Linked DNA regions of Mus musculus: region 2 is linked to region 1. A link is a loop called in an ENCODE intact Hi-C map of the cell type or tissue named here. Cell type or tissue: heart. All regions are shown on one strand.

Region 1 (4,000 bases):
TGGCTACATGCATAAGGTACCAATTACTGGGGACAAAGAACACCAAGGAATATCTTAAGTGCTGCCAACCATATTTTCCCTGATCACTGAGACCAGATATGGATTCCCTGCTACATATTTTCTTAATGCAAATCCTGTACATCACTTTCAGATATACTGATATTGTAATTAAGCAACCACACAACTTGTGTTTTAATTTTATAATGTCTATTTCCTCAGAAATGAAGATTTGACAAAACCAAGAGTCTCATGGGTCTTGTTTACAACTAAGCCTTGGATTCTATGTCCTTTAAACATGACAAATAGGACACTATTTCTCATCAAATGTCTAAAAGTTAAGCTCATTGGCCCCCAGAGTATTGTTTATTGCCCCAGACTCACACATTATAAAACCAGTTCTAAGTATATTTTCAACTAGAAATTTAGGATCCCTAAGAGGACGCCTATGGGATTGTAGGAGTTCTATAATAATTGGAAATGCCAGTTTTTTCATATGTTTATTTTTATGTATACTTTGTTAATTGGCATAAATATGAAGAGCTGATTCACACTGAACTCCTCCCCTTTAAAAAGAAACAGAGTAGTTGAAGCACAAGCCAGCTTACAGTGGGTAGTAGGTTAAGAAGGAATCAATGGGTTAAGAATAGGAAATATTACTTTCACCCTGGCTTAAAAGCCCATTTTAGTTACTAGCATTCCTTAATGTTTTTATAACTCCCTTGCTATAGAACTGTATAGCTATAAAGAATTAAAATCATGACTCATATTTTGGAAGAATCTGAGTCACTTTGAAGATGACTTTTAGACAATCTACACAAAAGAAACCTGAGAGGTGCACATATAAGATGCCATTTCAATGGATCAGAAAAATGTACATCTAAACTATTTTATACCCATCAGATTGGCAAAAAATTAAAGTTGAAAGTACCAATAATATGGACCAACGAGAATCCTTGAACCTTTCTGGAGGAAGATATAATATAATTGTGGCCAGAATCTAGAACCATTGTACACGGCATCAAGTTGTGGCTCTAACCCTTACAGGCTATGCTCCGTAGATACCCTTACCCTTTTGTAAGTTACATAACGCTTTGGTACCGACTGGAATGGCACTATCTGAAACATAATGCTACCACCATTTGGAAAAATGGTAATAAATCCTTCAATAAGAGAGATACTAGAACTGATAAACTAATACACAATGTTATATGCTAAGTATTTGATAATAAATGGGGTATCCATAGCTGTTACTAGTACATATATTATTTACTTATATATCACTGGTACATATGAAGAAAAAACTTGGCCAAATGACAAAGTGTATCATAGAACTAGAATTAGAAGTTGAATTTAAAGACCAATCATTCCCACTACAAGTTTATTAATATGAGGTATATTTCCTATCAAAAACAACTGCACAGAGTCTATAGATGTCAAATAAAGTTCAGCTAAAGAAATTTTGGTTAATAATAGCCTTGTATAGTTTTCAATACATCAGCAACAGACTTTTAGTTATATACTCAAAAATGAAACCCTCACCTCATACATATTTTATTTGGTTGCTCTCTAAGTATATTGTAAAAGTCAGATCGACTAATGGTACCAGTCCTGGGAAACGCTCAGCGAAAGGCACAGCTACTTCCGGAGCCATGACGGAACTACTTGCCCGAACACGTGCAGTTCCGTGGGAAGGATTTAGCCATCGGACCGCTTCCTGTTTCTGGATCTGGGCGGGTGCAGGGAAAGGAAATCGCTGCAGGAGCCGCATCCTGCCTGCGCTAGCGGCTCCAGAGGTGGAGGCAGAGAGGGCGGAGAAGGCAGAGAGGGTGCCGCAGAGAGAAAAGTGTCAAAGCCAGTAAGTCAGAGCTCTAGAGCACGGGATGGAGAACAGAGCCCTAGGTCTCGCTTTGCAGATCTATGAGCTCAACTTGCCGAACTGCCCGGCGGGGTCAGGGCAGTGCTTTCTAGGCTGCCTGTCAGTCGTGCCTCTAAGGGACGGTAGGGTTCCTCGGTCGGGCCTTTCAGGGCTCCAGGCTGCGCTGCTGCTGGCTGCCCGAGGTGTCTTGAAGCCAGGGCAAGGCTGTGCAATGCTTGCTGGGGACGCAGGACTCCGCATCCTGGACAGCTTCACTTGGAATTCTAAGGGAGCGAGCACTCTGCCTCCCATTTTCTCTCTGGAAGCCAGCAAGATCCTGGCGGTGAACAATATTTCGGCGACTAAGACGAGAGCTTGGGAGAGTTGTAGTCTAGAACTACTTTCCCTGCCCTTGTTCAAGCTGCCCGGGCTGGGCTGGTCGGAAGTGGAGTTGTTTTTAAAGGCAACCGCCTCCGGCCTGCTTGTCACTTCAGAATAAGTTAACAACCTTCGGATTCAGTGCTAAAACAATGCTTTTCCTATCCGAGTCACTAAATTAGTACTGCTGCTGGTATCAAGTGATTACTCTGCAAATATACTTGATGGTGAAGTTAAAAAATCAAAAAACTCCCCAGGTGCTTCTTGAGCAGAAAACACCAACTAGCGATCATGACTATTTTGATCCTGACTGCTTTCCCAGTCACCCTCACATTCACATATAATCTGTCACCTTAGCATCTTTAGTTAGTGATAGTCCTCTTAAAGGCATTACATTATGATTGCGCATCTACGCAAAGATTACATTAGGATGTAAGATTCCTGATTACAGACGAAATGAGTGAAGTGATTATACAAGTTGCTGGAGAACTCGAACAGTTTTTAGTAAGCTACTACTTCTCTCTTGTTGAAGGTACGGCTTTAGAACACGGTGAAGGATACTTTTCATGGTGCAGGGAAGGAAAGCCAATGCGCAGGTAAGCCTTTTTAAGAATATGAAACATTGATTTCAGTGATTGAAATTAAGCTTCTACTAACAGTGCATCGTTTACGATTATTTATTCACAAACCTTAACAAATCCTGCTTGGAATTAATCGTTCTTGTTTCAAGTAAATCGAAACTAGTAATGTCAGAAAATAGCAACTTCGTTTATTTGGTTGTGTTGTTTTGTGTTGTCTAGGGATTTTTGGGTTTCTTTGCTCGTTTGTTTGCTTTGAAACAAGAACTATTATGCAGTCCTAGCTGTCTTGGAACGTGCTATGTAGACCAAACTGCCCTCAAAATCCGAGATCCACCTGCCAGTATCTCCCAAGTGCTGAATTAAAAGGTGTGCACCACCATACCCTACTACAGCTTTATATTTTATATGTAGGAGTTAGATTTCTAAAGAGTTTGGATTTTCTGGTTCTTAATATTTAAATCTGCCTTTTTGCATAGTAGTTTTTTGTTATCCATAATCATTAAGTGTGAAATTTTGTGAGCTTACTATAAATGTAATACCCTGTACAATATAGAGGAGTCTGTTGCCAAGGAAAAGTAGTATTTGTAAGATGCTGTACTGCATTCCCAGTTATGGTTTGATTATTTTACTGGGGTTCATCAATATGCTTACTAAAATAGCTGCATTACAGTAAAGCTTAAAGACTAAAATAGATGTAGAAAAATAGAAAAGTATGTAGTGCCAGTCTGCCTTCCTCCAGAATTTACTAATGCCTTTTCTCAATCTGTCTTAAGAAATTGTACTAGAATCTTTATTGAAACAAGTCAGTTGTATTTATTCATTGTTTAGACTTGTATTATGGTTACAAACTTATTTTGTCACATGTCACTTAACATCAAAGATAAACAACACAGAGACCCTCATAGAAAAGAGGCATCCCATCATAATAAGGACAGGACTTAGGACTAGGAGGAAGGCTGGACGTGGCCTTGCAAACCTGTAAATCCCAGCACCTTACAGGCAGCGGCAGCAAGATCTCAAGATGAAGTTCAAGTAAAGAGTGAGAATCGATGTCCTTTTCAGATTTGTTATTGATACATCAAGTGGCTTTGAACTGTTGTGCTTTCTCTTGTCCTGTTCACTTTGCTGCTGTGTGTGCCCATGATACAGCATTAGGAAGTACTCATGACCCTATAGTAAGAAAATA
Region 2 (4,000 bases), 65 kb before region 1:
GAAGAAAGTGAAATAAATTTAAATGTGATTAAATCTATACACTGATTCGCCCTGAGGAAAAAATCAGTAGGAAAGGTGAAAGCAGCGTTTCTTATTTAGAAAGTTGCTTCAAGGGATTGGCTAATGCTGTAGCTCAGGGAATAGCAGTGCTTCTTCGGAGATGGGCAATAGAATAAACACCCAGCCTTTGTGAGCCATGGGACCTTCCTCAGCTATGATGCTGCAAGAAGCCGGAGGTAACATGCAGACGGTTGGCTAGCCAATAAAATACTACAGACTTTAGACTTCAAATAATCTTCATCTCCATGAGATATTATTCTTTGATTCTGCTCTTTTCATAAAGCTTTTTTTAGCTCAGAGCAGATTTGACCCAGTTTGCCAATCCTGCATCATCACTGAGGCTAGGGCGAGTGGGAAAAGAAATGACGTAATCTCCGCTCAGCACCTTGGGACTTTGTGCTGCATGGGCCAGGCGTTGCTGCTTCCTGGAGCATTTGCCCTTCTCTCCCCGACTAAATTGGCAATTCACTGGGCTCTAAATGTTGAAACATAGTCTAGGGAGAATGTTAGAACACAAAAATACTAAAGGTGCCGGGCTACAGAGTCTCCAAGGAGCCCAGGGTGACAGTAGACAGAAAGGAAGAGAAAGAACATCCAAGCAAGCAGTGGAAGAGCTTTCAAACAGGGCACAGCACGATGCTTATGGGATGTGACCTCCCCTTTCTCCATTAATGTCCCCACGTCTGCAAAGCAGGTGTTAAGTGGGGTGAATAGCACCTCACATCCTTATTGCAAGCATTAACTTAGATGATATGTTCCTTGGCATATGTGCATGGCAATGGATGGCCACTCTTGTGATTCCAGTATTAACCACTGTTGTGACTACTACAGTACTGATTTTAATCCACTGGTCTACCACTTATCAAAATTCTTTTCATTTATCTATTCACTTAACTTCACTTTGGATATATATATACATACATATACATATACATACATATATATATATATATATATATATATATGCACTTTCCTAACGAATTTAACTTCAACAATCAAGTTGAGTAAAGCTAACAGTTCTGCAAATGTTTTGATAGGGGACAACTGTCAAACTCTTATTTCCAGTTTCTTTGAGTACATGCTAGTTCTTATTTTTGTCTGATATACATATATATATATATATATATATATACACATATGTATATGATCTTGATTTATTTATTATCATATATATTCTTGCTGAGTTTTAAACACATTTTTATCAAATGTTTGTGTTTCTTTTTTTTAAATAAAGCTTATTCTTGTAATTAACTGCATCAGTTCTTAGCATGACTTCAAATATATTTCTGAACACATTCAAGAAATTGATTTTTTATAAAGTTACTGACTACCAATTTCCATTTCTTTTTTTTTTTAAGATTTATTTATTTATTTATTATATGTAAGTACACTGTAGCTGTCTTCAGATACTCCAGAAGAGGGCATCAGATTTCATTACGGATGGTTGTGAGCCACCATGTGGTTGTTGGGATTTGAACTCGGGACCTTCAGAAGAGCAGTCGGTGCTCTTAACCACTGAGCCATCTCGCCAGCCCCATGTCTGTGTTTCAATGACTTGAGCCAAAGTGACGGAACATTTTTGGTTATATTGATAAATGAAAATAAGGAACTTGTATTGTTAATTATGTGAGAGTCCCATCCCAACTCGAAAACGTGTGTGTCTGGGCTGGGAATCCTCTAACGTGAAAGGGAGGCTGAAACGCCTTCTGCGACCCGGTCCTGGCACTCTGCCCTTGGCTATCATCCATTTAATCTGTCTAAGGGGACACCAAATATTGGCTGCAAACACCTCCATTCCTATTAGGAAGAAGAAATGAACCAGCATTTATGAGCCACCCTGTCTTGAACACAGTAGGGAGCTGGCAAAGGCTCAAAAACAAGTGTCTGGGATTGGGGAGAGAGACACGCCCCGCCCCCCTCCAGGAACAACTGTCACTCAGAAGGAGGTGGGAGGAGCTGTGTACACAAGGAGCTCTTGCCAGTCCCTAGGGTAGCCGCAGCTCACAAGCATAGCAAGCTTCATTAATGCATGCAGTGCCTTACACAAATGGAGTATTGTTAGACCGATTGTATAGAAGAGACAAGCTTAAAGAGGCTAAGTATTTCCCAACGTTGCTGATTGACGGAGTATATCTGGATTCTGTCTACTCAAAAACACATTGAGAAGGAATGTTGGTTCATTCGATCAGCACGTATTAAATTACTGTCGGGCATTTGACCAACTCTAAGCTTGGCTGAAAGGAGGAAAAACTAATCGAGTGAAGAGCTGACTATGAGCGCCACTCATATTCAAGAGGCTCACAGTCTGGTAGGGAGGTGGAAAAACTGAAGTAAGGCATCCACAAAACTTTCACAAAGGAGCAAAGAAATAAAGCTGAAGGAAACGAGCATTCCGTGAATGTTTTCGCTAGTTTGACTGGCTCAGGGCAGTAAGCAACCACTAGGTGGCGATATATCTACAGGAAAAAGAAAACTGCCTTTCCTTAGCTAGAGGTGTAAGAGACGGCTGAGATCTTCATTGGTTAAAGTTGCTCCAGTGTATGAGGGGAGCAAAAGCAGTTTGGTCATAGTTAATATGGTTCCTGGGAGCTGAAACACCTCAAGTCCCAATTTTACAAAACTGAACTAACGGAAGGCCCACTGGGGCTGGGTACAGTTACTCCTGCAACTTACCCGATGCCCCAGCTTCTCTTCCTGACACAAGCACTCTTGATCTCCCCACTCTCGTTTCCCACCTTCTAGATTCAAGAAAAGATCGCTATTTGAAAGGACCTTTTAGTCTAGTGAGTGAAGGATGACGAGCTTGGAAAGCCCTCGGGAACTTCTCCGCCAACTTTTCCCATTTTATGGGGTGAGCAGCTCAAGAGTCCAGACAGAAACAACTCCATGACGATTCCGCTTCTAGGGCACTGCCATGGACTTACTGTAGGGTTAGAGAATAGAGCTCAAAGGGCTAAGAGTACCCAGACATAGGAGCGCAAAGACATGAGGTTACAATGAGAGGCCAGGAGAGAACTAGATCTGACAGAGAGGTGATGTGACAAAACACAAGTGGGTGGGTGGGGGGTGGTAACAGACAGGAGGAAGACATGAAGCAGGGGAAAGGAGCAGGGCAAACCAGGACTCCCAGGCTCTCTAGTAGGATGGCAGTTCTTGTGTTTGTTTGCCTTACCAAGGTAAAACGTCATGTACACCAGTGAGAAACAGAGAACAACGTTCGTCAGTGTGTTGCTAAAGAGGTCGGTCAATATAATCTGGATGACTCTCGTACACCAATAGCCACATATGGTGCTTCCAAAAACATCAAAGCTGAGTCCGATGATTATGTGTAACTCTAAACATAAAAGAAAGGAGAGAAAGGGGAGAAAGAAAAACGTGAGTTAACCATCTGGGTTTTGGCTTGTTTGTCTGTGTTGTTTTGTTTTTTTACTGACTGCACTCTGGTTTGTAAACAGGGGGCCTGTTCTTCCTCAGGCAGAGTGCCCTGTGAGAGTCTGATAAATCTACTTAATGTAGACTTCCCCAGGGATGTAAGTGAGCCCCCACTTACACGCTGGTAAACAATCCCAATGAAACTCCTTAGGTCACACACAGAAAGACATTAGACAGGAGGGCTGGCTGCAGAGAGGAACAAGGAGTGTGGGGAAAGAGACAGGAGAGACTAACAGGAGTGGATACGATTGAAACACATCATGAAAGCATAACTAAGCCCGTTACATGGTTAATGCGTGCTAATAAGCCATTTTAAAATTATCTACCTGATTTCCACCAACACTTCCTTATGCTTTTGGTCCTCCCCACCCCCTCTTGCAGCTACCACAAATGTGTCCCCAGGGCTCATGTCTCCCCTTCACGCTGTGCTGATTCCTGCCATTCTTCTCTAGCTACTAACGAGACATCTAGAAACCTGTCAGGGGAATGTATTCCGCATCCCAGGCAC

The links. Peaks named below come from ENCODE experiments on the same cell type or tissue, not always from the same donor. Only the 100,000 strongest peaks of a DNase experiment are listed, where the experiment ranks them.
Region 2: it touches region 1 in a loop (4-fold over the local background); 2 of 42 quality-filtered maps call a loop at or near these places.

Annotation. Positions count from the first base shown.
Region 1 is chr1:161,129,218-161,133,217 of GRCm38, reverse strand. Klhl20 (kelch-like 20) reads left to right here and starts at 1,739. Exons shown (of 12, transcript NM_001039482.1): 1 at 1,739-1,855; 2 at 2,766-2,829. The coding sequence starts at 2,822. In heart, a CTCF peak has its summit at 1,791; a DNase peak (open chromatin) is centred at 1,717; H3K4me3 peaks cover 2,069 bases; H3K27ac peaks cover 1,397 bases.
Region 2 is chr1:161,194,194-161,198,193 of GRCm38, reverse strand. It overlaps the pseudogene Gm6185. Among named protein-coding and RNA genes, the nearest start is that of Tex50, 37 kb to the right of the region's middle. In heart, a CTCF peak has its summit at 2,499 (motif pointing right); a DNase peak (open chromatin) is centred at 1,983; H3K4me3 peaks cover 1,220 bases; H3K27ac peaks cover 748 bases.